Linked DNA regions of Homo sapiens: region 2 is linked to region 1. Evidence: chromatin contacts called from ENCODE Hi-C or POLR2A ChIA-PET data. All regions are on one chromosome and are shown on one strand. The core of a region is the stretch at or near the end of the contact, and the rest is flanking DNA. Distances in the headings are between cores, read along the strand shown. Region 1 holds the start of MYCT1 (MYC target 1). Region 2 overlaps SYNE1 (spectrin repeat containing nuclear envelope protein 1).

What was found. A loop is a pair of places that touch in the nucleus more often than their neighbours do. ChIA-PET counts read pairs that join two places held with the same protein, here RNA polymerase II (POLR2A). Pooled maps may share reads with other maps.
Region 2: a map of endothelial cell of umbilical vein shows a loop between it and region 1 (2.7-fold over the local background). The contact joins the enhancer-like site here to the promoter of MYCT1 in region 1. A Hi-C loop is called at or near these places in 2 of 168 maps with a recorded cell type or tissue (OCI-LY7 and endothelial cell of umbilical vein), 1 of 37 single-sample maps with no recorded cell type and 2 of 50 pooled maps. POLR2A ChIA-PET finds 5 or more read pairs at or near these places in 2 of 52 experiments (IMR-90 and OCI-LY7).

What each region holds. Positions count from the first base shown.
Region 1 is chr6:152,696,490-152,699,292 of GRCh38, reverse strand. MYCT1 (MYC target 1) reads right to left here and starts at 1,396. Exons shown (of 2, transcript NM_025107.3): 1 at 1,195-1,396. The coding sequence starts at 1,390.
Region 2 is chr6:152,300,728-152,303,530 of GRCh38, reverse strand. It overlaps SYNE1 (spectrin repeat containing nuclear envelope protein 1), which reads left to right. Exons shown (of 146, transcript NM_182961.4): 92 at 1,468-1,662; 93 at 2,750-2,803. Among named protein-coding and RNA genes, the nearest start is that of SYNE1-AS1, 78 kb to the left of the region's middle. RefSeq lists enhancers at 1,082-1,151, 1,302-1,701, 1,752-1,801. Within about 2 kb of position 1,395, at least 35 of the 41 ENCODE cell types and tissues checked have a DNase peak (open chromatin) inside an H3K27ac peak, as active enhancers do; they include IMR-90, OCI-LY7 and endothelial cell of umbilical vein, where a contact is called at or near this core.

The sequences.
Region 1 (2,803 bases), core at 147-2,646:
TCTTTTAAAACCAATAAATATTTGTCCCCACATTTTTCATCTAAGAAAGTACATAGGTTAAAGGACTGGAGTGAATTCTTTTCATGCAAATTTCTGTGATGGTAGACATATAGATTGCTGGGAAAAGTCGGCCACTACTGCTCACTGTTTATGTGAAAGTTCCCAAAACCCCACCTTGAATCACAGCAGAAAGTCTGAATTGTACACTGAGAGGATTAAAAACTTGTTCTGGCCATATAAACAGATCTGTCCATATATACTATTTTCTTCATTAAAGTGTTTTTCTGAATTTAATTTAAATTGCCTCCTTTAATATAAAAATTTCCCTGAACCCAAGAGTACATGTCAACTCCCCATGTGAGCCCATCTTCTTTGTACCTCTAACCTGGAGCAACTGAGTTTTGACCTCAGCACAGTCCCATTGTCAACATCAGGGAACACTGGACTGTTAGCTGTGGCTGGACTCAGACAAAAAATTCTCCAAAAAATACTTTTGTATTGTTCTTTCCCCCCAACCCCTGTGATAGGATTCCATTGAATGTTACACGTGATGTTATTTCCACTTAATCTTTTCTACTATAGTTTTCTCAAATTTCATATTATTCCATGTTTTATTTGTTATACTCTAAAGTCATTCATTTATTTTACCTGTGTTATTGCACTTTAAATTCACTCATTTAAGTACAGATGTTATTAGGATTCACTTTGGAAATTAAAGCATATAACATTCACAACATAAGTGAAAATAGCCTCTATGGAAAATCTCAGTTTCATAAAATAAAATATATAATCTATAACCTTCAAACAAATGAAAGTTAATTTTTCCAACAAAATCTACATGCCATATTCTAAGCAGGAATTACCTCCACCTTATGTTTTTTATTTTTATCCTCACTATTTCCTAATTATATTTTGTAACACCAGCCAAAATCTGTACTTAATACCCAGATTCTTCTTGAATATCTTCATAGAACACTATAAAGACAAATAAATATATAAGTATATATTTATATCTATAAATATATTTCTGCTAATAAACGTATGAAATAGATTTCTGTTAATAAACATGAAAACTTTAAGTAATCACATTATAGTAAACAAAATGTCTCAGAGATTTTCACTGTTTTAATAATCACGCAGTGCATTTCTTACATCCTAATTTTAAATTTTAAACAGTAAAAGAAAATACCTTACCCCAAAAGTTTTCTGGCCATGGACTCCCTAAACTTGTTGTGTTATTAGCCATAATATCCACAAGAAATAGAAGAAAGAGAAGAAAAACAGAAAGAAAAACCAGTATGTCGAAAAAAAGCAGTTTGATTCTATCTCTTTGTAGTACAGCAAGAGAAAAATAATTTTTACACAACCCCTCATATACTTGTGTTCGCATAAAAGGAAATAAGTGTATCATGTTTCCTGCTTTTATACTCAAATTAGCAACTGTTTTTCTTATCTTGGAATTCCACATGGTTCCTGAGACACAAAACAATGTCCTTTTCATCATTTCCTCAGCTAAGTTCCTAAGTTCTCTCCTCTCAGCCACCTCCAAAACTGCTTTTAGGATAACAGGGTTGTGTGTGTGTGTGTGTGTTTGTGTGTGTGTGTGTGTGTGTTTCCTCATCCCCTACTGACATGGAAAGGAAGACTCCAAACTCTCAGCTACAGCACCTTGAATTAAATGTATACAGAATTGAGAAATAGACCACGTTCCAATGCTTGAAAATTAAATTTATATAGTAAATTGGGGGAAAGGACTATTCAAAACTCAGATACTTACTAAATTCTTTGTTGTTGTTGTTGTTGTTGTTTTTGAGACTTAGTCTCGCTCTGTCGCCCAGGCTGGAGTGCAGTGGTACGATCTCGGCTCACTGCAACCTGCCCCTCCCAGGTTCAAGCGATTCTCCTGCCTCAGCCTCCAGAGTAGCTGGGATTACAGGCGCGTGCCACCACACCCGGCTAATTTTTGTATTTTTACTAGAGATGGAGTTCCACCATGTTGGCCAGGCTGGTCATGAACTAGGCCTGACCTCAAGTGATCCACCTGCTTTGGCCTCCCAAAGTGCTGGGATTACAGCCATGCGCCACTGCGCTCGGCCACTATATTCTTAACATGTCTGTTTCTCTATTTGGTATACAAATTTTGAAAGTTATTTAATTCATTTCATAAATATCTAAGTGTAATTTATATAAAATTTGTGTTACTCTTTACTTAGTATTTAGTATGAAAAAACAGTTTCTACATTGAAGAAATATATTTAAAATCAAGGAGGGAAAACATAAATGCAAAATTTTTCATTACAAAGTTTGTTAAGTGCTATAACAAAGGGTACAACGATCTCAGGAATTTGTTTTTTATAGAGAAGTTTGAGAACTGATATAGGAAAGAGTTACATGAAACATTTTGAGAAACACAAGTTAGTTAACATTTCAAGAGTCTTTCCTCAAGCTTTGCTTGTTTAGACTGGATCCTCTGAGGACTTTGGAGGCACTGGAAATTGTGAATAACGTGTCAAACTGCACCTAGTAACTGCGCTAAACTGCATTCCATGATCTGGCTTCATCAATCTTTGAGTAACTCTAGCCTGAACTCTTGCATATATCTTGTATTAATCATATTCTAACTTATTAGTCATTAGAATATGACTTAGTGCAAAGTAGTATTCCTCTTTGTGAAGTCTGTAATATATTCCTGAGTAGTTCTAAGAAAACAACAAAAAAAGACAGTTATATTAATTTTTGCAGTCCTGCTTCTTCCAAAATGAGGTTGTTTCTGATCAGTCTCATTTTTTTGTGAATTTAAGTA
Region 2 (2,803 bases), core at 146-2,645, 400 kb after region 1:
ATATGTGTGTGTGCATGTGTATATGTGTGTGTATATATATGAATGTATGTGTATGTATGTACACAATTATTTTAAAGACATTACAATTTAATATTTTTGTCACAAAATGTGTTCTTTTTTTTTTTTTTGAGACAGAGTCTCACTCTGTTGCCCAGGCTGGAGTACAGTGGCACAATCTTGGCTCACTGCAACCTCCATCTCCCGGGTTCAAGCAATTTCTGGCTAATTTTTGTATTTTTAGTAGAGACAGGGTTTCACCATGTTGGCCAGGCTGGTCTTGAACTCCTGATCTCAAGTGATCCCCTCGTCTCAGCCTCACAAAGTGCTAGGATTACAGGCATGAGCCACTGCACCCGGCCCACAAAATGTGTTCTATGTGCACAATAAATGACAGCCTCTGAAACAAAGAAGCCAAAAAAAAAAAAAAAAAAAGAATAATAGTTTTGTACTTTTAGGAATCATGTTTTGAAATATGTATTTTCGTTTTTTAAAGATGCAATAAAGTATAATTTTAATATTTGATACTTAAAATATTTAAGCAAGAAAGTAAAACTTTAATATTTTAGAATTACCATACTCCTAAAATGAATCTATAGTTACCTTTTTAAGGGTTATGTGCTATCCAGATTATATTTCCAATAAGCTCTTAATAAAATATTTAAAACCTCTATCTCTCATAATATATTTTTTCATTCTTGTCTGCTCAAAAACAAAAACAAAAAAACAATTATTTTTTCAAAAGCAAGTGAAATTAAAAGACACTAAATCCGAATTGCATTTCAAGTTTAAAGTTCTAGTTAAAGCCTCAGCAACATTTGAGACATGATGAAGTGAGCAAGAAAAAATTTGATGAATATACAAAATTTTTTTGGGGGGTCAATCTGCATTAAAAATTGGGATTTCCATATGCAATATCTAGCCTATCTAAAAAAAATTCTTAGAGACATAGGAACAGACAGGCTATTGAGTATGTGACCCTATGTAAAATAAATGACTGTCATCTCTGTTGAATGTACTCAGTAGGGTAAGAGCTGAGCCTTGCATTTTTTTTGGTGTGGTTTTAGCCATCACATGACCTAATTTCCATGGCAGGAACCATCTGGTAAATTTCAGATGCTTTCTGCTTTTAAAGAGAGTTGTCAGTTCCTAATGTTGCGGAAGTTCATGATTCCATATGGGGCCTCTCGCGATTAGAAACCACTCATTCGGCCTCATCCCCTCATTTCTCCTTTTGTACCGACGCGGGGACGCGGGCTCGGGCACTTTGGCTGTGCCTGCGCCGCGCCGCGCAGCCTGCGGTCTGGCTCGGTAGCGAGATGCAGGAGGACTCGCCGCCTACACATCCTGCCTCCCGGGCCCGCGCGGCTCTGCGCGCTCATTGGCTCGCCCTGCAGGAAGATGAACGCTACTACTTCTGTTTCCTTTTGATGCTGCTCTGACACCCCGGTGGGGGAAATGTTTCCTCAGGAGCTGGCGCAGAAAATTAAGGGCTACCAGGAGCAGATCGCTTCTTTGAATTCCAAGTGCAAGATGCTGACGATGAAAGCCAAGCACGCCACCATGCTGCTGACGGTGACCGAGGTCGAGGGGCTGGCGGAAGGGACAGAGGACCTGGATGGGGAGCTCCTCCCCACGCCTTCGGCCCACCCCTCTGTGGTCATGGTAAGGATCCAGTGGGTCCCCGCGGCTTTGCTCTTTGACTGGAGCCTGGCGAGTGGCTCCATGTTCCCTCTCCGTGGCTGATTTCAGGGACCAGCCTTCGATCTTGCAGATTCAGAGGGAGGAACAGATTCCTTAAGTCTCTTTGACTACCGTTGGGCCGGGCCAATCTTTGACACTGTAAACAATGACAGTTAAAATGAAACTATGTGCTCGAGACAGCTGAATTACTTAACATGTCAGAGGTCTACCCTGTATTTGTTTATAATTTCGCAATAATACTGAGAGGCTCTGAGCTTTAAACAATAATTTACTTGCACAGTGTTTTAGTTGTCTGGGGGATGGGAAATTCATGGCATATATATTTAGTTGTGGTCTCCACGCTAACTAGCTAACTACATATGTGCATGTACTCTACTGTATAAATGTGTAATACAATTTAGAAGAACAGCTATTGTTAGAAAAATATGAAAACAGACCGTCTAAAGCTTGGCTTTGGATTAAAATAAATCAACTTTGTTATTTTCTATTCTGCACCACTATTTTCCTATACACTTGCCATCTAAAATGCATTGAGTATTTTGGTGACTATAATGTTTCCCAGTGCTGTGTGTTTTCCCTTATATGTGCTGTGCCTCAGGTAATGAGTAACCATACCTGAGCCCATTTGGCAATAACAGTACTTTGGGTGCATTTATCTTCCTACCATATTTGAAACTTGAGATGTCCACAAAAGACCAAGCTTTATTTCACAGACCTTTTCTCATTTGTATGATTCGTGATTTTTCCAGTTATTTATAAAGCCACAAACTCTCCAAAGAAAGGAAAATAATGAAGTATTTAATCAACAACAAAACTTCAATGTCATATGCACCCCCATCCCTGATTGTTTTACAAATGATTACTAGCATCATATTCTCTTGAAGACAGAACTTTTAAATACTAACACAGGATTAATATGTGAATTCGGGTCCCAGTAATTTTAACCTTCGTTTTATAATTAACTCTGTTTTGGCCTGTGCCTGAACAGGACTTATGTTAACATAGCTAATTGATTTTCATGTCCTTTGGGCTACATTTTACGTGGCAGATGACTGCAGGTCGCTGTCACACTTTGCTGTCACCGGTCACTGAGGAGTCTGGG